Linked DNA regions of Homo sapiens: region 1 is linked to region 2. The links are chromatin loops, found by intact Hi-C in ENCODE. Cell type or tissue: adrenal gland. All regions are shown on one strand. Links, peaks and the distances in the headings refer to the core of each region. The heading gives the core; the rest is flanking DNA.

Region 1 (10,667 bases), core at 1,572-9,571, 120 kb before region 2:
TTTTCCCAACATTCAACACTGCACATGGTACCATATTTCAGGCCACAAAACAGAAACCAAATGGCATCACTGAATCAAACCAAAGGGAGGGACCTGAGGGGCTGGGAGGCAGGATGCAAAGGGGTCAGCCCAAACCTTCCAACTCACAATATTCTACCTCGATTACAATCTTAATAACCATTCCATGACCTCAGACACCTCGCCTCAGTACAACATGAAAGTCCTCCCAGTTTTTATCAGCCAAGGACCAGTCCGCTGTTGCAAGCTGTGAATCCACCTGATGTCAAGAATGTGCACTAAATTGAAAGAGGTCACATATGTAGACAGCGGCAGTGGACAACAGATGAGCAGTGAGTATCTGCAGGACATACATGTTCATCTAATTGCGTACGGCTTAAATGAACCCTCAAAGGGTCGGACGAGAATATCTTCTGACTACATCTCAAGTCAAAACGTTTCCAAGAAGGTAAAGTCATTCTCTCTGATTCACAAGGGGTCTTGATGTCAAGTATGTTATCTGTGTTTCAGGCACGGAACCAACAACACTCTGCTAAAGGTACAGCATTGCTGGTTTAACACATGTGCCTCAGAGTTCCTTTCCAGAGACAACATGCTTGCATTTGCTGTGACATTATAAAAGTACTCTATGGGTTTTTAAGGCTTTGAGCCAAGCCAGTAGCAGAAACTCCCAGGGGTGAGACTGGGAAGAATGAGGAAATCAAAACAAGCCCTTCTCCTCATCCAATGAAGCTGGCTTGTTACCCCTCTTCTTTAGCATTTTAACTCCATGACAATTTCTGATCCCCACTCAGTTTCCGGAAACATCCTGAGAAAAGAAGTCCAATCTCTTAAACAGGACTCAAGATAAAAACACCCAAGCTGTGTGTAATTCTGAAGGGCTAAAAGACAAAGACTTCCTGTTCAATTAAGTCCTTCATTAATCCCTCCTGCTTAAGCCCATTTTCCTTGTCTGTAGACAGGAAATGATAAAGCCACAAGGTCAGCCTCCTTCAGTGCAGCTTAAACCCTCCAAAGAAGGCTGCAGCCACATATCCATCGTAGGTTCCTCACAAAGCCTCACTATCTGTTCATTTTTTCTGGATGGCATTACAAAACAGAGGGAAGGGTGATCAAAAGTATAACCAGGAGTGAAAGAAACGGGAGAATAAATTGCACGACATCCTAATAAAACATAACAGCAGGGGTGCAAGTACAGGAGGAGGATAGAGATCCATGCAACAGGCTTATAAACCTCCAACAATGAAAGCAGCCAATGATAAGATTTTTCAGCTAAAAACTTCTTAAATGAGCAATGTCCAAAATCTTATCTTTTACCCCAACCTCAAACCTAGCTTCACTGAGTCCTCTTGCACCAGGAGTAATTAATGGTTGTGATGCTTCCTATGAGAGGCACTGTAGCTGGGTTTGCCTCATTCTCCCCTGTTCCACTGCCTGAACCAGAAAAAGCACCCCCCACACCTTTTTTTTTTTTTTTTTGAGACAGAGTCTTGCTCTGTCACCCAGGCTGGAGTGCAGTGGCGTGATCTCAGCTCACTAAAACCTCCCCCTTCCGGGTTGAAGCGATTCTCTTGCCTCAGCCTCCTGAGTAGCTGGAATTACAGGTACCCAACACCATGCCTGGCTAATTTTTCTATTTTTACTAGAGGCAGGGTTTCACCATGTTACCCAGGCTGGTGGTCTCTTACTCCTGACCTCAGGCAATCCGCCTGCTTTGGCCTCCCAAAGTGCTGGGATTACAGGTGTGAGCCACCGAGCATGGCCACAGTAAGGGATTTCAATGGAGCAGATAGAAGGATACTGTGGAGGGAAACTGCTTCCTAGCTCTTTTCAAGCTATGCTGCCCCCACCACAGGAAGGCAAGCCACCATTGAAGAGAAAGGATAACATTTGCCTAAAGGATCTTTAAAGCGGGGGCTGCCAGGAGGAACCACAATAACAAAGAAGTTGGAATTGTCAGAAAAATACTCACATTTTGTCCACATTGGTCAGAAACAATGACGTGCAGAGGAATCATGGAAATGAACTACATCCTTCTACGCTCTGCAATTCACAGATGAAAAAAGCTACGTACGTACATCTCCCTCACTGCTGACTTCAGCAGAATGTTATGCCAGCCAACTGGGCAAATGCAGAATCATGTTCATAAAGATGTGGGTGACAGGCACTGGGAGGGGGGATGCATAACTACCCTCTTTATAATGCAACTTTCCGATTCCGCCAGCCTCAACATGCCCTAATGGTCTCCCTTTGATCAAAGAGGCATCCATCTTTAACTGTGTCAATCCACTGCCAAACTCCACACTCCCAGCCATATATCAGTCCTGGGAAGGGTTGCTGAGGCTTCTCCTCCAGCAATTTGTAAATGAGAACATTTCCAGCTGGATACTTCAAGTTTCCTCCCCATCCCACCACCCCACAACCCATTTCCAAAATACCATCAAAAAGCAGCCATAGTAACTTCATACCCAGAACAGGCCCCAAGACATTAAACCTGTGTGGGTTTGGAAAACAATACTAACAGACACTGACAAAAATATTCTATCTTCTATCTATTCTGCTAAGGGCCCACTTACCTTTCCAAAAATTCACTTGTTCTTCTTAAGTGGCCTTTCTCCACCCTCTTCTAAGAATTTATTTGTCCTCCCAGAATCGCCCTTTTGCCCCCCACATCCCATTAGGATGGTAAATTCTTTCTTTTTTTTTTTGAGACAGAGTCTCACTCTGTTGCCAGGCTGGAGTCCAGTGGCGTGATCTCAGCTCACTGCAACCTCCGCCTCCCGGGTTCAAGCGATTCTAGGATGGTAAATTCTAACCTCCTCTTAGAGTCACATTTCTTTGTGAACTCAACTAAATCTGTTTTTTTTTTCCCTGTTGCTAATCTGTCTTTCATCCATTTAATTAGCAGGCTCCCCAAAACTGAACTTAAGAGGGTAGAGAAAAAGTTCCTCTTTTTAAAATACGTTTCTTCTATTTTTTTATGTCATACAACTTTAAAAGCAGAGAATGTTACACAAACTAGCACTGCAGATAGACAACCCTAGTAACTAACTAGGTTAAGGGAGGACTTCCACAATGTAAGCGTAAAGGACAGTGCATAAGGAGCTGAGGCCAAGGGTTCATGGTGTGATTCAGCTGGACATAAAAGGGGACAGACCTTAGGGAATGGATAATGAAGGAGACACAGTTTCTGCCTTTCAGGTCTGAACAGGAAGCCTTAGGTTTCATGAAGTGCGACATAATCCAGTCACAGCCTCACAACATAAAGTATGACCTAGACTACACCATGGAGTCAGTGGAGACTGCCATTCCCAACCAGTCCCTGAAACAACCTCCCTCTGGGACAGAAATTGGCTTGGGAACTCAATCATTCACCAAAAGGGACCTTTCCAGGAAGAAAAGATGACCACACACCCCTGTGCTTCCAGGTAGAATCTATGCTGAAGCTGAACAGTAAAACCGTAAAATCACACGGCTGAAGGACAGGGTGGCCTGCAGTCGGGCTCTAAGAAGGACCTGGATATGCTGGGAGGGTTCCATTTAGAGCTCCAGAAGTGCAAGACCTATGTGACCAGGAGAGCACTCAATTGCTCTCTCAGGGAAGCACAGTCCACTTGAACCTCATTCTCCCCTGAACTGAACTCATTATAACTGAATAGGAAAACACAGAATATAAACATTATGGGGGAAAAAAAAAATCACAAGAAAAGCCTTCCAAGCAGGAGTCCACACCACTAGAAACAGAAAAGATTGCTGGGATTTTTCTAATCATGCTTCTCAAACAGGGCATCGCAGGTGGTAGGCAACAAGTGATACAGGAGTGCTGGGAATAGAAGAGCATGGTCCCTTTAAATGATAGGGAAGGTGGGGAGGGAAAAGCTGGGTAGAGGAAGGGCGTGGCCCCTGGCTAGGGCTCTACTCCCAAGACCTAAGTGAGGAAGGCACTTCTGCCTTCTTGCCCAAATGTTGCATTTTCCAAGACCACCCTGATCTGCCACGCCCCCATCCTGGGCCTATGAAAACCTATAAAAACCCAAGACCCTAGCAAGACATAGACACAAGCTGCTGGACGTCCTGAGGAACACATCAGCGGAAGACGACACAAGCGGCTGGTTGTGGAGAGCACGGCCGCAGAAGAGCACTGGCAGGCCAGTAAGCCATCGACCAGCGTGCAGCCCGCCTCCAGGGGAAAACCATCTCCCTTCTGGCTCTCCCATCTGCTGAGAGGTACTTCTATGCAATAAAACCTTGCGATCATTCTCCAAGCCCACGTGTGATCCGATTCTTCTGATACACCAAGGGTAGGATCATGGGTTACAGAAATCCCTCTGTCCTCAAGGAAGGGAGTCTAATTGAGCTAACACAAGCCGCCTATAGACAGCAAACTAAAGGAGCACCCTGTAACACATGCACACTGGGACTTCAGCTGTAAACATTCACCCCTAGAGACTGCTGTGGGGTTGCAGCCCTACAACCTGCCCGTCTGTATGCTCCCCTAGAGGTATGAGCAGCGGGGCACTGAAGAAGTGAGCCACTCCTCCATCGCACGCCCTGAGAGGGGGACAAGAAAACCTTCCCCATTTCAATAGAAACCATAAAATGCAGCAAAGCTTTTCTGTGTTTTCTGCTAGCTTTGGGATTGGTTTGCTCTGTACTCCTGAAGTTCAAAGTTTAAAAAAAAAAAAAATTTGGAATTCATCCTCAAGGCACTGAAACTCCAATGTGCCAAACAGCTTATACTATTAATCTACTCGATTTCAAATTAGTAAAATGTATTTATTTAAAATTAAAAAAATAAAATGTAGCAAAGCATGGCATCATGAGTCATTTCCAGGAATACAGCAGGCCAAGATATTCAAGCAAGTCATTAAAGCCATCAATGAGGTAATAAACAAACAAGAAATTACTGATGGAAATTCTAAGAACAAAAGCTAGAACCCAGACCTACCCAAGGAGAAATGACCCCACTTTTGTGCTTCTGACACAAACAAACCTGAACTTGATTTCCCTAGCACTGGCACTGGGAGGAAGGTGGCATCCTACCACCCTCCAAGCCCTAAAATGGGGCTCTAACAGGAGACAACTTTCTTACATTCAGCTAGGATTCCCAAAGGCTGGATATCTTTCCTGAGAAGTTGTAAAACTTAAGCGGCCCTCACGAGGATTTGGAATATAAAAATCATCTCTCAAGCCCTGAATTTAGTTTAAATAATGTTGGACTGATGATACCCTAAGGTATGTAGCAAAAACATACATGAACCCTCTGTAAGAAGAGTTTTTTCATCTCAGGCCTCAATGAATTCCCCCTCAAACAACTTTTCACATTCAGGGGAAATAAAGCACCATGAGGAAAACCCAGCAGATGTCCAACTGGGAAAATGTCAGTCAGTAATTTGAATCATCAGACTATGTTAAAACAAATAAAAGCCAAGTTTGAAAAACAGGAAACTAACACCTGAAACAGTGAACACTGAAACTACCACTGAACAAACATTGAAACTAACATTTGAGTGTAACCTAACATTTGAAAAGAACCAAACAGAGCTTCTAGAAATCAAAAATAAACTAGCCAGAATTAAGGCTCTCACTTGGCAGTAACAAACCATTTTTCTATTGAAGGAAACCCAAACCTACTTGAGAAGTAGAAAGCAAAAATTTCATGAGTTATATAGACTGCAAAACTTCAAAGTCCTCTTCCAGCAGAGGTTAAGGCCCAAGATACGGAAAGCTGAGAAACACTGTCCTATAGATGAAAATCTTATCTCCTTCTGATAGATGAGGAAACAGCAGATCAAGAAGGGTATTTAGTGACTTGAGTAGGATTAGGCAACTATTAAATACTGCTGGAGAATACACAATAACATTCTATCAAAATACTTGAATTAACACTCCATGGAATTCACATAATGGGATTCTGAGACTCACACTTGGATAAATGAATGGGTTCATTTCCTGTTGTGCCCAGGGGTGTGAAGAGCCTCTGTTGTCATGACAATGAAAAACCAATGCATTCTCTTCCACATTTCACAGTGGTTAAAATAAACAAAGATGACAGCTGACCCTATTTGCCCTTCTAAGAATTTTCTGAAAATCTCTCTCCCCATCAGCTCCTCTAGGGAACTGGCTCCTCGTAATCTATCTATGTGCAACACTCTCTGAAAGATACCACCACCCTAAACAACCCCACAGGCTAAAAATACAACAAATTCCATTTTAAAAGATAAGTCACTGATTGAGGAGTATATGGAATTGTCCATCACAGAAGCATGAATTCTGTGCATCAAGGGACAGCTACAGTATTATTTAATGTCATCTCTCATTCTCTGATCTACAACAAAACTTCGTTTAAAAAATAAAAATAAAAAAAAAAACTGTTAGGAACACAGTGAAGGGTGGAGACAGACTTACGGAGGTACCTGTGTTTTACGGGCAGATTCCCCCACTGGGTATAAACTGTCTCATGCCAAGCTGAAACATGTGAAACCAGGGAAAGTAAAGTACACTGGCACATACATATTCTCAACCCTATTCTACTCCTGACACACACACACACACACACACACACACACACACACACACACACACACACCCTGGAGAGTGAGGGCTACTGGAAAAACTCTTAGGGCCTAAAAGAATTTAAAAAACAGGGGTATGATGGATATTGCATTATTGTCAGCCACAGTATCATCCATTAATGCTAATTATAAGAGAAAAGAACTATCAGGGAGAAAGCACTGTCAAATTTTCCCCCCATATCCCCAAAAGAATGGAGAAAAACATCCCCAGTCCTGTATGATGCAATTGATGTGGGTGGGCAGTAGTGGGTGCATCGACCTGGCCAAGGGAAGCACCATGTATTGCAACCCACAGGAAGCTGGGAATCATCTTATGAATATAAAATTAAAGCCAGCATATGACCGCCTAATACAAAGGAAATCCAAGATTAAATCACATTGTTTGCTCTAATAAGTTGCTTACATCAGGAAAAGACTTTCACTTGGATGACATGCCCTTAGGTAGGATGCACGCCACCTAAGCGACTGCCTAAACTGAAATTATACACACACACACACACACACACACACACACACACACACACAGAGAGACATGGGGGTTGGGGAGGAGGCATGCAGCCAACAACTAGACTATAAATAATTTCAAATAAACCGCAAGGGAAGGAAAGACATTATTACTTTTCTTTCTCTGCACAAGGCAGATGAACAAGCTGAGGAAGGAAACATTTGGGGACACACAAAGGAAAAGGTCCCTATAAGGAAATGGGGCTACCTGGCCCTAAAAATTCTTAACCACAGACATAATCACTGTTCACTTACCCAGCAACTATATATAGAATGGGTGCTTATTATTTAAGGGTAATAATATAATACGTGCTTTAAATCACATAGAGCCCTCGGAGTGGTGCTTATCAAAGTGTGATTCTTCAACCAGCAACAAAAGAATCACTTGGGAGCATACTAGAAATGCAAATTCTCAGGCACCACCTCAGACTTAACTGAATCAAAAACCCTCAGGGCAGGACCTAGCCAGTCTGTGTTTTAACCAGTCCTCCAGATGATTCTGATGCACGCTTACATGTGAGAAATACTGGGTTATAGCCAATGCTATAAGGTGTAATGGTTGCATTTATCAGACAAGGAAACAGAGAGGCTCAGACACTTTTAAGTAGCTTTTAACAGCTTAGATACAAACCAAACATCTAACTTTATTCAAAAACCTGTGCTTCTGCAGCAGGAGAACAGGGTCTGGAGGGAAGGAGCCTAAGGACTTCCTAGAACTAAATCAAACGGAAAAACTGCCAACCTTCTAGCCCAAGTAAATAACTTTGTAACATTCCAAACTTTCCAGCTATGGCAGGAAACTTCACTTCATCCTCTTCATTCACATGGGGCATACACCAAGTAACCAATGGGAAACCTCTAGAGGGTATTTGAACCCCAGAAAATTCTGCAACCAGTGCTACTGAGACACTGGCTTCGAGCCCACTCCCAGTCTGTGGAGCGTACTTTTCTTGTTGTTGTTGTTGTTGTTGTTGTTGTTGTTTTTGAAGGTGAGAGTAGCTGGAGGATGACAGAGTCCCAAGTCTGCCCAGGCTGAGGTGCAGTGGCGCAATCTCAGCTCACTGCCACCTCTGCCTCTTAAGTTGAAGTGATGCCTCAGCCTCAGCCTACCGAGTAGCTGGGATTATAGGCGTGAGCCACCATGCCTGACTAATTTTGTATTTTTAGTAGAGACAGGGTTTCACCATGTTGGCCAAGCTGGTCTTGAATCCCTGACCTCAAGAGATCCACCCGCCTTAGCCTCCCAAAGTGCTGGGATTGCAAACGGGAGCCACCACACCCGGCCTGTAGAGTGTACTTTCGTTTCAATAAATCTGTGTTTTTTTTTTTTCATTGCTTTGTGTGTTTTGTCCAATTCTTTGTTCAAAACGCCAAGAACCTGGACACCCTCCACCGGTAACACACTGGTACCAGCTGAACTGTGGGTCTCAGTGGCTTAGCAAAAGTGCAGGAGCACTACTGAGCACAGTGAGCCTGTGTACCTAACCAGGCATTCCTGAGAACAGGCTTCCTACTGGATTTATTTCACAAGAGATAAGAGTCCTTTCCAGTGGCATACCTTTAGTGACTTGGCTTAAGAGGATTTCAACAGAAACCACAAAACAGACTGCTTCACAGCTCTGATTCAATGTCCCTGAATAAAGGGACAACACTGGAGACAGAACCTCTCTGGAAAAAAATCTATGGGGTCATTATCCAAACTGCCATCTGTAAATTTCTTACAGTGCTTAAATTGCTTCATTGAAAGGGAAAAAGATAAGAGTCTTCAACACTTTCTTTAGAAACTTAATTTCAATTAACTAATTGCAATTTAAAATTATATCCTGGTCTTCTGAGGCTTGAACCAAGAAATGTGAATAATATGTAAAGAGCTTGTTTACACTAAAAGTAGTGGAGGCAGTGGTAACAGCAACACAGAAGGCACAAGCCGTCACTGTCTTCAAGGTGTTTGTCAGAATTATTCCTCATGACCTTCAGAAGGGTAAAGCTGAAGGAGCCATACCCTCCTCTCCTTGGCCTCAAACAATTCCCAAAACCCAAACAGCAGGAAGGCATCGTTTATGAGACATACGGATCGCAGCTGATGGAAAACATCAGCGTGCATTTGGGTTCCTAAATCATTTCAAAACATTAATCAGGAAGACTCACAGCACCCAGTCCTATCTAAGCCATAGATTCCTCATTTAGGGAATGGGATGATCTCACATTCACATGATCTGTAAGGGCTCTATTTATCCCAGCACAGTTCAATTAGGCTGAATTGCAGGAGGCATAAGAAATGATAATCAGGAGAGAAATTATGGCAAAGGCAGTTCAACTCCCTACAAAGGGGAAAAACTACAAGCTCCAGAAAGGCCAAGTGCCAGTCCACATTACACAATGGTATTTGCCGGAACAACAAGCAGATTACAGCCCTGCACGGTACCAATAGTCTACAGGCTGTCACAGTGAATGCAAACATATTTCTTGGGGGCTGAGTAACAGGCTGAACAAATTTGTAACTATGTTCCAGAAAAAGAATGGCTCTGAAAACAACATATATTTAGAAACTGCTAGAATCCCATCCTACACAGTTCCAAGTTGACAGAATAATAAAGTACCCCAAGACTGGTCTGGATCATGTGCAGTTACTCAAAGCAGCCCCTACAGACCATTCATTCCCCCAAGAGTTAGCAGAAGCTTAAGTGGGCTTGGACTGGAAAGCATGCCCCACAAGTCCCACAACCCCCAGGTAAGTAGGCACTGACAAAAGCGATTTCATCACCAGATTATCAATAAGCCCTTCACAGATGGACATCTCACTACACCCGACCCAATGCTTGCTTAGTGCACTTTTTAAATCATATTAGAAAACAATTTACTTAATTCAATAAAGCACCTGGCCTATTATACTGTTATATACTCAACAGAACAGTATTTCATATAAGAGAAGCAACATCTCAAAAGGCCTCATGTATTTCAACATATAATTGGCAACCACATATAAACAGCAGGAAAATAACTCAGTATCAAGCATGGTTCTTGTTTTCTGTTTAAATGTTTTCCTTCTTCCCACATTTTGTATATAGTAAACGAAATGAATTAACATTGAGGTCAATTGTACATACTTGAAATATTCTATAAAGTGGTCATACATGGTATTTTAATGTCACAGAAATTGTCTTGATAACTAAACTCCAGGAAGATAAAGAAGCAAAAGTACATCTTGTACCTAAGGAAAAAACAAAATCTTAGCAAGAACGTCAGATATATTTAATGGCATCCTTATAAGACATTATTTTATTATCATGGACATAGATGCAGAGGTTAAATGTTTTTATATTTGAAAGAGTCCAGAAAGCTGGAGTTAACCCTAAGTTGGCACCAAGGGAAGAACCAGAGAATCTTCATGCAAGAAGATGGAATTTTGCCTTCTCTTGGCATGACTAATTAGAGAGGGCTGCTAGCAATTCAGCAATATTATAATGACGTCTGAGGACTCACAAGCCTGCTGTGAGGCTAGAAATACACACTTCCTTATTACTAATCAGATGTACCAAGGAGTAAAATTTACACGGTACATTTTGGCTT
Region 2 (10,667 bases), core at 970-8,969:
AGCTTCTCATTGGTCCACCAACTTCAAACCTTGCCATGTTTCAAGACAGAATGAAAGATCTGTGCTCATCTAATGAATCTTTGATAACTTATAGCATTCCAAGCATGTTATATACATATGAGAGACAGACAGACAGCATCCTCTCTCCCTGCAAGAAAGTGAATAAGCCATAAAAGCTAGCCACCCTACTTACTTTCTATGTAAATACAAAAGGCCCAATTTTATTTTTCATCTGCTACCCTAGAAAACTGATTGGACTGAATGTCTAGGCTGCTTCCTTATGTCCTTTTAATAAAGCCAGCCACAGTAAAGAAAACAGAAATTAGCGGGAAGTGCAGAGCTCTTTGCCACTGGGATTCACAGCAGCCTTTGGACAAGCCATTATGGCTGTCTGGCTCCAGCCCTCTTCCCAATAACCACCACCCCCTTTCTCGCCTACCCCACACCACCCTCCAAGATCAAAAGCAGCACTTACTGTTTATAACATCCTGAGCAATCCGGGAATCTCAAGAGGCTTTTGTTGCCTTTCCCACCCCTCATTGTTTCTGATCCAAAAAATGTTTTTTAATGAGACAAGCCAGTCCTGAAACAGTCACACCAGTGAATCCGGCCTGCCTCAAATGACAATCCTCTGAGATGCCTTGTAAGGAAAGGGGAGGGGGGTGCCTCCAGTGAATGTCAGAACAAGAGCATGTGGTTCCCAGCCTGCTCACTCACAGCAACTGCACAGTTGTGGGGCTGCAAAGGCAGCTTTTCTCCAGGTGGTAGCAACCACCACCACCACCAAAGCATAAACAAAAAACAACAAAAACCTGGAAGTTCTTGCTGGACATGGAAACTATTCTAGGTATACGAAAACAAAGATCTGCCTGTTTCATGTAGACAACTATGTGCCTCATCCCCCTGCACCTCACTGCTGTCTCCCTGTCCTTCTCCAATTGCCTACATCTAACATGCTGGCTGGATCCACGTGTCCTCCAGCTGGGCCTTGGAGTTCAGCTTTCTCTTTGAAGTTTAAATACAAATGGAGAAGTCCTATTTGTTTAATCTTTTTTTTTTTGGAAACGGAGTTTTGCTCTTGTAACCCAGGCTGCAGTGCAGTGGCAGGGTTCTCGATTCACTGTAACCTCCGCCTCCAGGTTTCAAGTGATTCTCCTGCCTCAGCCTCCCCAGTAGCTGGGACTACAGGCATGCGCCACCATGCTTTAATCACTCTTATTCTCACAGCTGATATATTCACTAATCTGGAGCAAACTCAAAACCTAGCAACTTCAGTGAACCCAGGCAAACAGACTAGCCTCTACCTCACTGTCCATCCTCACCTCATCTGCTGGAACTTGCAGGCACTGCTGGCCAGCAACAAACACAGGAGAAGAGGGGACGCCTAAATACACCAGTTTTGTGGGAGCGGGTCTGGTATTAAAGAAACAAACCCTGGAGGGATCGGCTCTCCACGCGCCAGCTGTGTGCAACGCCACCCAAGGGTGCATCCACCCTGAAGATGAAGGGTGTGGAGCTAAAACAAACACCCACGCAGCCATGGCATTTTCTGAGATTCAAAATTCTCAACAAGAGAAACTCCAACTAAAACTCAAAAAAGATACTTCAGAACCAGCACCTCCGAGACGCAAGAGGGTACCTTCTGGCAGTGGACTATGGACCCATCAGTTACACGGCAAGCATTCAGGTACCTTTGGGGAAAACTCACCTTTACGGATGAAGTTCAACCTCACTTTCAGTTCAAGAGGCAAGACTCCAGGTCTACTGAAGTAAAAGGTAAAAATTTCCTAGGGAGTTTTGGGGGAAATTACTCTTACCACAATGTCGGTTGAACACCCCAGATTTCAAACAAAACTGTATTTCTACCTGCAAACCTATGCATCACCTTTAAATGACTCTCAGTTACACAAAACCATAACCATAACCACCTCAGGAAATCAAACTATTATCCTAAATGAGACTTGCATTTTCCTGCAAAACAGAAAAAACTGACATGTTAATATTGTCTGTTGTGTTTCAGATCGATTATTTTTCAACTGGTCCTCAGAGCTATTTCTTACCCCTTTCTCAAGGGGATTTCACAGAGGGACAGGAAGAAATTATTTCTGATGAAAAAAAATTCTACTGCTAAATAGATAAAATCAAATTAAGTACATGCAACAAAGTACCATTGCTAATTATAAATAACTGATGGGACAAGAAGCACAAAATCACAACCCATTATACTCAAGACTGTCTACAAAAGATTCATTCTAGACCAAAAGTACACTCATTGAAACCCCACAGCAACTCTATAACAAAGGTACTATTATCCCCATTTTACACAAGCAACTTGAAGCACAGGCTGGCTAAATGACTTGCCCAAGGTCATTCCATAGAGAGCTGAGATTCAAACCCAGGGTGTCTGGCTGTAGCCATCCTATTAACCAAATCATACTGCTTTCAAAGCTGTGTTAAAAACAATAGCAGTGGGCCAGGTGCACTGGCTCTTGCCTGTAATCCCAGCACTCAGGAGGCAAAGGCAGGAGGATCATCTGAGGTCAGGGGTTCAAGACCAGCCTGGCCAACATGGTGAAACCCCGTCTCTACTAAAAATATAAAAATTAGCTGGGCATGGTGGTGGGTGCCTGTAATCCCAGCAATCTGGGAGGCAGAGGTTGCAGTGAGCTGAGATCAAACCAATGCACTCCTGCCTGGGCGACAGAGAGAGACTCCATCTCAAAAAAAATAGCAAGAACAGTCCAAAATTTCTTTACTTCTAACCAGCACAAGCATAAGGACTACTGTCCTCAGCCACAAACCTCACAATGATTAAAGACATAATCTTCATTATGAAACACTCCTAACTGGCCACCTCTGTAGGGTAGCAACTGAATCTGAGACAGAAGCATAGAATCTGGCCGGGTATGGTGGCTCATGTCCGTAACGCCAACACTTTGGGTGGCCGAGGTGGACAGACCACTTGAGTTCAGGAGTTCAAAAACCCTGTCTCTACTAAAAATACGTGTGCCTGTAGTCCCAGCTACTAGGGAGGCTGAGGCAGGAGAATCGCTTGAACCCGGAAGGCAGACAGAGGTTGCAGTGAGCAGAGATCGTGCCACTGCACTCCAGCCTTGGCAAGAGTGAGACTCCATGTCAAAAAAAACCCATAGAATCTGTATTTCACACATGTTTTCAAGCCAGCAGACCCCACTTCAGTGGTACTTTTCGTATTAGTTGAGAAAATACTGAAGATAACATTCACGGGATGAAAAAAAAAAGGAAGCAGGACTCGTGTAAACTGTGTTCTTTCTAATCTTGGTTCCAGCTTATGCCCTCAGTCACTTTAAATCAATCTGAAGACAAAGAATTTGGAAGTCATCACTTACTTCTTCCATAAATTTGGGAGCCCTGAGAAACTCATGTCTGAAATCACTAATGAACGTACTCAACGTATGGACGGCACACTGGGCCCAGTTAGCACACACTACAGGACTTGCTTGCTTCATTAACGCACTTTCCCAGTTCTGCTAACAATTTTAACAGAACTTGAAACAGAACTTGAAAAAACAGAATTGGGCGAAACACCACTCATTTATTTTGGTAACTTCCGGACAACCACAACTTCTAGGGATTTGCAGCCTAAAAGCCACCTGAAGCAGATGAAGATATCTCACTTTTTTGACCGTATCTCATCTCAATTATTCAGGTAGTCCAGTCACACTCTAGATACGTGACTACTTCTAAATATGTAAGTTTTCTGTGTTAAAATGGCAGACTGAGCACTTGACCCTATGGTGTACTGACTGCACTATGATTCCCACAGTAAAGATCAAAGCTATATGAGAGAGACTGCAGTTCTCCAAGACAAAGCAACGGGTCAAATAAATCTTGGAAAGCCAGCTGGTATAGATGGGCATCAACCTTCGTAATTAATCCATCATGGGTTCAAACAGCATTCTAAAGGGACATCTCTCATCCTCCCTAGTCCTGTAGATTGTCTACTACCTGGCATCTGAAGGAAGTTGTTTGCAATAAAAACATGTCTAAACTCTTCTTTCTGGCAGAATCAATTCACTTATACACATGGAGAATTTTTGGACAAGCACGTTGCTCTTCCGTTTCCTTTTGTTCTTCATTAATATACGTATTATTTAGTATGTAAAAATTATTTCTAAGGCAAAATACTATTCAAAACATATTGGTAAGGATGAAATATTCTTCAATTTTAGAAACTGCATAATCCAAACCTGATTTTCCAATACATAAAAATATGGAATGCTTCACAAATTTCTGTGTCATACTTGCATACAGGCCATGCTAATCTTCTCTGTATCATTCCAATTTTAGTATATGTGCTGCTGAAAGGATCACTCTTCTGTATCTTCTGAAAGGCTTTTCTATAACGGCAACCCCAACTAAACACATCAGGCTAAGTATGTGCGTATTTTTTGGTTTTACTGAAGCAGTCGGGAAACCAACAGTAATAAAGGCAATTTATAATATTTCACTAATTATTGCTGCCCATTCATTTCACAGTCCCCAAACCTTCCCTAACCTACAGTGTCTACCTCTGGCATCTATGTACCATGGATTGTCTGTGACACTGTTCCAAGGCAAGTTTCCTCCCTCCTCTCACTGAAGAGGCCTCAACTGTATCTCCAGGGTTCTGTCCGCTTCTATACACAAGCACCAAACTGATTAAACTATGTCTAATGTATGATTTATAACTAGCTCTCAATGTCATTTATTAAAACTAAGCCCTGCCTATAAGAACTCTAACACCACAAATCATAATTTGAATGACAGCAACTTTCAAAATGCCGTTTACTTATTATTCATTATTTTAACAAATACTTAAGTACCACATGCCAGGCACTGTTCCAGGTGCTTGGGGTAAATTTATAAGCAAGAAGATTCACCTCAAGAACAAAAAGAGTCTTGCTCTTCATTTTTTTTAAATTATTGTATTACTTTATATTCTAGCAGAGAAAGCCAAAACCACATAAATAACAAAGTATTTGAAGTAGTGGCAAATGTTATAAATAAATGGGTAATTTGACAGAATCACAGCAGGAGACCACAGGAGTGGGGGAAACAGGAGCCACAGCAACCTGCAGAGTGGATCAAGATTAATTTGAATACAGCCTCTGCCATCCACTAACTGAGCTTAACCTTAAGCCCGTCCCTTTGACCTTATCTATGAACAGCATCACTGTTCATGGCTACCCAGAATTGGAAGGACTCAACATCAGGACACCTTGGGCCTTGGGTCCAGATGCAGTATCCTCTCCCCAAATGAAGAGATAAAAACAAAAGCAGCACCTCCATGAGGGCTTCTAGACAGCCATGGGCCAGCAGAAGGTATAAGGATATTTGGGGAGACACAGGCCAAAGGTAATTACCAATGTCTACTCTCCTAGGCCCAAGGCAGGGATCATCTGCCCCTAGGAGAAGAGGTTTAGATGACAAATGTATTTAAGATCTGAAAGAAATCTCCCCAAGTAAGAAGAAATTCATTTTCTAATAATTGGTGCTTAAAATGCAGTTAACTCCACAGGTTTCTATACATCAGCCAGAGAGTGTTTCCACCAAGACTTCCTGTTCTTTTCCAGATTTGCAAGTCAAAACACTAATGCCACAAGAAACATACACCATTTCTGAATCTGTACGGCACACTGCAAATTCCACAGTGCTCTCAAGGACAGCATGCTGCCGCGGCACCAACAGCCTGCGTAGATGTGAACAGCAACCCTGGCTCGGCTCAGTGTTGGCAGCAGACTTCCCAGAAAAGCTGGCACTCTTCAAAATGGGAAGTCACCAGTGAAGAGGCACAAATGCAAGACCCTGTCTGTACTGCTTGTGCAGTACCTCCTAGGGCTTGGGGAGCTGGGATATGTAGTGACTATGAACCCAGGCTACCCTACCCCAACCTCCAAACACTGGTTCTCAGCCACAGCGCTTTCTTCATACAACTAAAAATGAGATGTTACAGTGTACATACTCAGGCACACACAGACAATAGAATGGGACTTTCTCATCCATGAAAACTGAGATTTTTCCTGTTTCCTTGGGGTGCCATGGCTCCTTGCTATTCTAAGTCAACATATTCTCCCTAACCATCAAAAGGAGATCAGGAAGCAGAGGACAGGTGTAATGTAAAAAAAGCTCCGACGGCAATCCATTAACAGCACTGAATTCTTTTCCAAGAAGATTGTTTAAAAACAAGCAACATAAACGGAAAACTCCCACAGATTTTATGGAAGGCACTATTCTGAAACTGGAGGCTGCAGCTCGGTTTGCGGGAAAGATGCTGAACGCCAGTGTTTTCGTCGGAACAACAAGGCTTGGGTCAGTCAGTATATTTGCTTGTTTTGTCCCCTAGTGGGGTGGTGAGGGGTAAAGGTAAGGGCAGAATCTGGCTGGATCATCTCTCAGTTACTAGGTTCTTTCAGTGTGTGTGAAAGATAAGGTTGCTTTAATGCCCACTTGAGAAAAAGACTACAGGGAATCACGAAAGGACCAGGCCAGGCTTACAGGGAAAAAAAGAAACACAGACAATGAGTGAGTCACAGGAAGAACACAGAAAGACAGAAAGAGAGGAGACTACTGAACCATAACAGGAAGGAACAAACCATACACACAGCCTGGATGAATCTCAAAGCAAAGTGAAGGGATGTAGACACAAAAGTGCTTCCATCTATATGGCATTTACAACAGGCAAAGCTAATCTACAGTGCAAGAAGGCAGGTCGGCGCTGGCATGGGGGCACAGGACAGGAGCACAAGGGAGCTTTCTCGGGTGACAGGAGGTGCATATATTGATGGGATGGTAATACCCAGATGTGTGCAGTTGTCATAAGTTATCACAGTGTACACCTGAAATGGCTGCATGTATAAATTTTACTTCAATAAGATTGGTTTTTTAAAAATCCAAACTGAGGCCGGGCATGGTGGCTCACGCCTGTAACCCCAGCACTTTGGGAGGCCGAGGCGGGTGGATCACGAGGTCAGGAGTTCGAGCCCAGCCTGGCCAAGACAGTGAAACCCTGTCTCTACTAAAAATACAAAAATTAGCCAGGCGTGGTGGCAAACGCCTGTAATCCCAGCTAATTGGGAGGCTGAGGAAGGGAACTGCTTGAACCTGGGAGGTGAAGGCTGCAGTGAGCCAAGATCGCACCACTGCACTCCAGCCTGGGTGACAGGGCAAGACTCCGTCTCAAAATCAAAACTGACTTAGAAAGCTTTTGTTTTTGTTTTTTAAATCTAGAACAGTAGGGGTGCATATGTAGAATGAGCTATGACAATTTTTTAGGTTAAATTGATTTCTCTAGAAAGTAGCCATCCAAATTAAATAAAAGTTAATGCCAAAAGCCACACCTCTGGCAATACAATCCAGGGACCTGGTCCAAATGTGGAAAATTCCCCCCAGTTTCACGTAGTTAAAAGTGACTTATTAAAGAATATTTTACAATACAAACTCCCTTTTGGGGCTTAGGGTATTAAGAGGAAAAAAATTTTTTAAGGAAAATATTACAAGAAAAAAGAAAAAAAAAAAACAGTTACCTTTTTTGCAAGCCGAATCAGAGTGCCATCTGTGGCTTGTGTTAAGGACTTTGCTTTTGTATTGTGCAGAAAGGCAGATCGAATATTTACCTGTGGGAGAGAAAAGGCTTGCTCACAAGTCTTCAGACTTTTTCTTTTTCTTTCTTTCTTGAGACGGAGTTTCGCTCTTGTTGCCCAGGCTGGAGTACAATGGCGCGATCTCGGCTCACCGCAAACTCCGCCTCCCAGGTTCAAGCGATTCTCCTGCCTCAGCCTTCCCATGTAGCTGGGATTACAGGCATGCGCCACCATGCCTGGCTAATTTTGTATTTTTAGTAGAGATGGGGTTTCTCCATGTTGGTCAGGCTAGTCTCGAACTCCCAACCACAGGTAATCAGCCCGCCTTGGCCTCCCAAAGTTTTGGGATTACAGGCATGAGCCACCGTGCCCAGCCTCTTCAGACTTTTTCTAATGTAAAAGTGTACCAGAGAGACTCACCATGCCCAAGACTGGTACAAGGTGGTGTGAGGCTGGTGATGGGCACTGCTAGGGGTTACTGGATTAGGAGCAAGGGTGATATGAATCCTCTAAGATCCCAACTCCTACTGTCACAAGCCCCATTGATACGCCACGCGGAAGGGTCTCTGAGACCAACAGCTTATTAGAGAATTATTATAGCAACTATCTCACTGCCAACGTGCCATGTTAGCCCTGGAACTAAAATACCCGCATCCCAAAGGATGTGAAGTCCTCATATTCACTCTATGACGGTTCCCATTCCCACACAGGGACTGGGCAGGCAGCCGTGAGAAGACAACTCAGGGTGAACAGGGCACCAAAAATTAGAATGAATTCCCAGAGTTGGAATCAGCCACCTCCAGCCCACAAACCAAAGTCAGCTCGGTTTCTGGCACGAAATTATTTACAAGTCATCCTGGCAGGAGTCACATCCAAGATTTATTTTAAGACTATAATCTTGGTCTAAATCTCAACTTCCAGAACTGGGCCACCAAAGAGCCAAGCGGGGATGGGAATTCTGGAGATTGAAATCCCATCTCCTGGAAGATCTCAGAACACTTAGGCCCATCCCATCTCTGCACCTGCAGATGCTTATGTAGAAGGGCATCCCCTTCCCTCCAGAACTACCCAGCAAGAAATCCAGAGGGGAGCATGACCCAGAAACAGGGGAGAAGAGGGGAGGCCAAGGCATTCACAGCCTAGCTTGTGCCATCTTAAGAATCCCTACAGCAGAATTCAGGGCCATCCTTGTTTAATTCAGCTCGCATTTTCCTATGTAAATCACTATTTCTGTTATGGTTGGAGTAATGTGGGAGAGGGTGATGTATTAATGCTATCTACAAAGGGTAGGTTCAACAGACCAGTTCCACTGTGACTAGTCATTTGTAAAGAATATTGATTTTCTTAATTTCATTCCACAAAGAGGCTATGGCAGGAAGTATCATTTTTTCTACTGTTTTTCTTCTGCAGGGTTTTGATAAAAACTAATATTCATGTATTTTTACATAAATCACATGCTTGTTTTGCTCTAACCAGTAGCAGGAGGCAAAGGCATTTGTGCGGCACCTCTGGAAATTAAATTACCTATCTGGAATTCATCTGTTTCACCAGAGACACCCAGCCCCAGCCCATCCAGCCAACCTGGGAAAGCCTCCCTGGCCTTAATCTCATTAAGAGTCCAAAATCCACAGCCTTAAAGCAACAAAGCAATCTGTTTTCCTGCTGCTTCCTTGACTTTCTTCTTTGGAAGAAGAAGCTTTCTAGGTACCATTTTTTTTGTTTATTACAGAGTAATACACGTTTCCTGGAGAAAATATAGATAAGCCTTATCTCCTGAGCATCCATCCCTCTTCCTAAACTCTTCCAAGCCACTTCTCACCTCTGGGCTTTCCACTTTCACTTTGGAACACACTACTGGCCAATCCCATCTTCACCTGGCTAATCCCTGTCCTTCAAGCCTTCTGTCATCCCTCAGTGTGGATTAGTTGCCCCTCCCACCTGTGCCTACACCACCACTTCATTTGTCAAAGCATACATATATATATATACACACACACACACACGTTTATATATGTATGCTTTATATATTATATGTATACATATATTTACTAAATTTTCCAAGATAAGACAAAAAAATTAAACTGTAAATACTGTTTTCTCACTTGCTTTTTTCACTTATTTTATGTCAGTCAACATTCTTGCTACCATTTCATTTTAATGACTGCACGGAACAGACGTTCCATAATTTAACCAATCCCCTATTGGTTTCCATTTTTCACTGGGATACACAGTAAAATACTTACTACACATCCTTGTGGCCAAATTCCTAGAAGCAGGGTGGCTGAGTGAAATGGATGCAAAATATCACACTACTTATAATGTATACTAGATGCTTAAAACATGGAATGTCGATTTTTAAAGACACTAACACAGTCTCCACATAGAGAATAATGAGGCACCTGAAACCTTCATAAAAGAAATAACTGAGGGAACACAGGATTTTTAAGCCCAAAGATGATGAACAATGAGTCTGTTGGATGAGAAATAATGTTTAGTTCCTTCCGAGGTCAAAAATGGAACACAATGAAAGAAATGAAAGAGGTACTCTGTCAGCTAAATTCAAGAGAATGGAATTTTCCCAGAGATATCCAACATCAATCTTGCAGCTACTTAAACTATTCAGGCTGAGACAGGAAGTAATCCTGACAGGGGAAAGATATTGGGCCAGCTTCACAGGAAGGGCAGTCAGTCAACCAAAAAGGTCACTCATGTTCAACTACTACGATTTCCACCCTGCAGGGGACTTCCCCACTGCACTCTTTCAAATTAAACTTGAGAAAAGCCATGATTAAATTTTCCTATATTAGCCTAACTATTATCCAAGCACACAGCCTATTTACTGTTGACAAAATATAAGAAAACCAATTTCACCAGTAAGCAAAAGTCATGGTGGATCAAACTGCAGATTCCATTAGTGACCACGTGTTTTTACAATTCCTGTCTTTTCAAAGTAGGGAGAGTCTGGCTTATCCTCACATCTTTTGGCTCTCACAGTAACAAATACATAATAAGATAATAAGAGCAGATGAGGCTAATGACCACATTTGCTGTAATTACCTAATCTCG

What was found. A loop is a pair of places that touch in the nucleus more often than their neighbours do. Peaks named below come from ENCODE experiments on the same cell type or tissue, not always from the same donor. Only the 100,000 strongest peaks of a DNase experiment are listed, where the experiment ranks them.
Region 1: it touches region 2 in a loop (1.8-fold over the local background); 18 of 110 quality-filtered maps call a loop at or near these places.

Annotation. Positions count from the first base shown.
Region 1 is chr6:15,429,862-15,440,528 of GRCh38, reverse strand. The region is part of intron 3 of JARID2 (jumonji and AT-rich interaction domain containing 2); the gene reads right to left. Among named protein-coding and RNA genes, the nearest start is that of DTNBP1-AS1, 110 kb to the left of the region's middle. RefSeq lists an enhancer at 1,570-1,639 and a silencer at 7,534-7,583. In adrenal gland, for the core only: no CTCF peak of the experiment used is centred there; no DNase peak of the experiment used is centred there; H3K27ac peaks cover 547 bases.
Region 2 is chr6:15,308,606-15,319,272 of GRCh38, reverse strand. All of the region lies in intron 1 of JARID2 (jumonji and AT-rich interaction domain containing 2), which reads right to left. It also overlaps the pseudogene RNU6-522P. Among named protein-coding and RNA genes, the nearest start is that of JARID2-AS1, 65 kb to the right of the region's middle. RefSeq lists enhancers at 1,376-1,465, 6,677-6,746 and a silencer at 10,161-10,455. In adrenal gland, for the core only: no CTCF peak of the experiment used is centred there; no DNase peak of the experiment used is centred there; H3K27ac peaks cover 2,285 bases.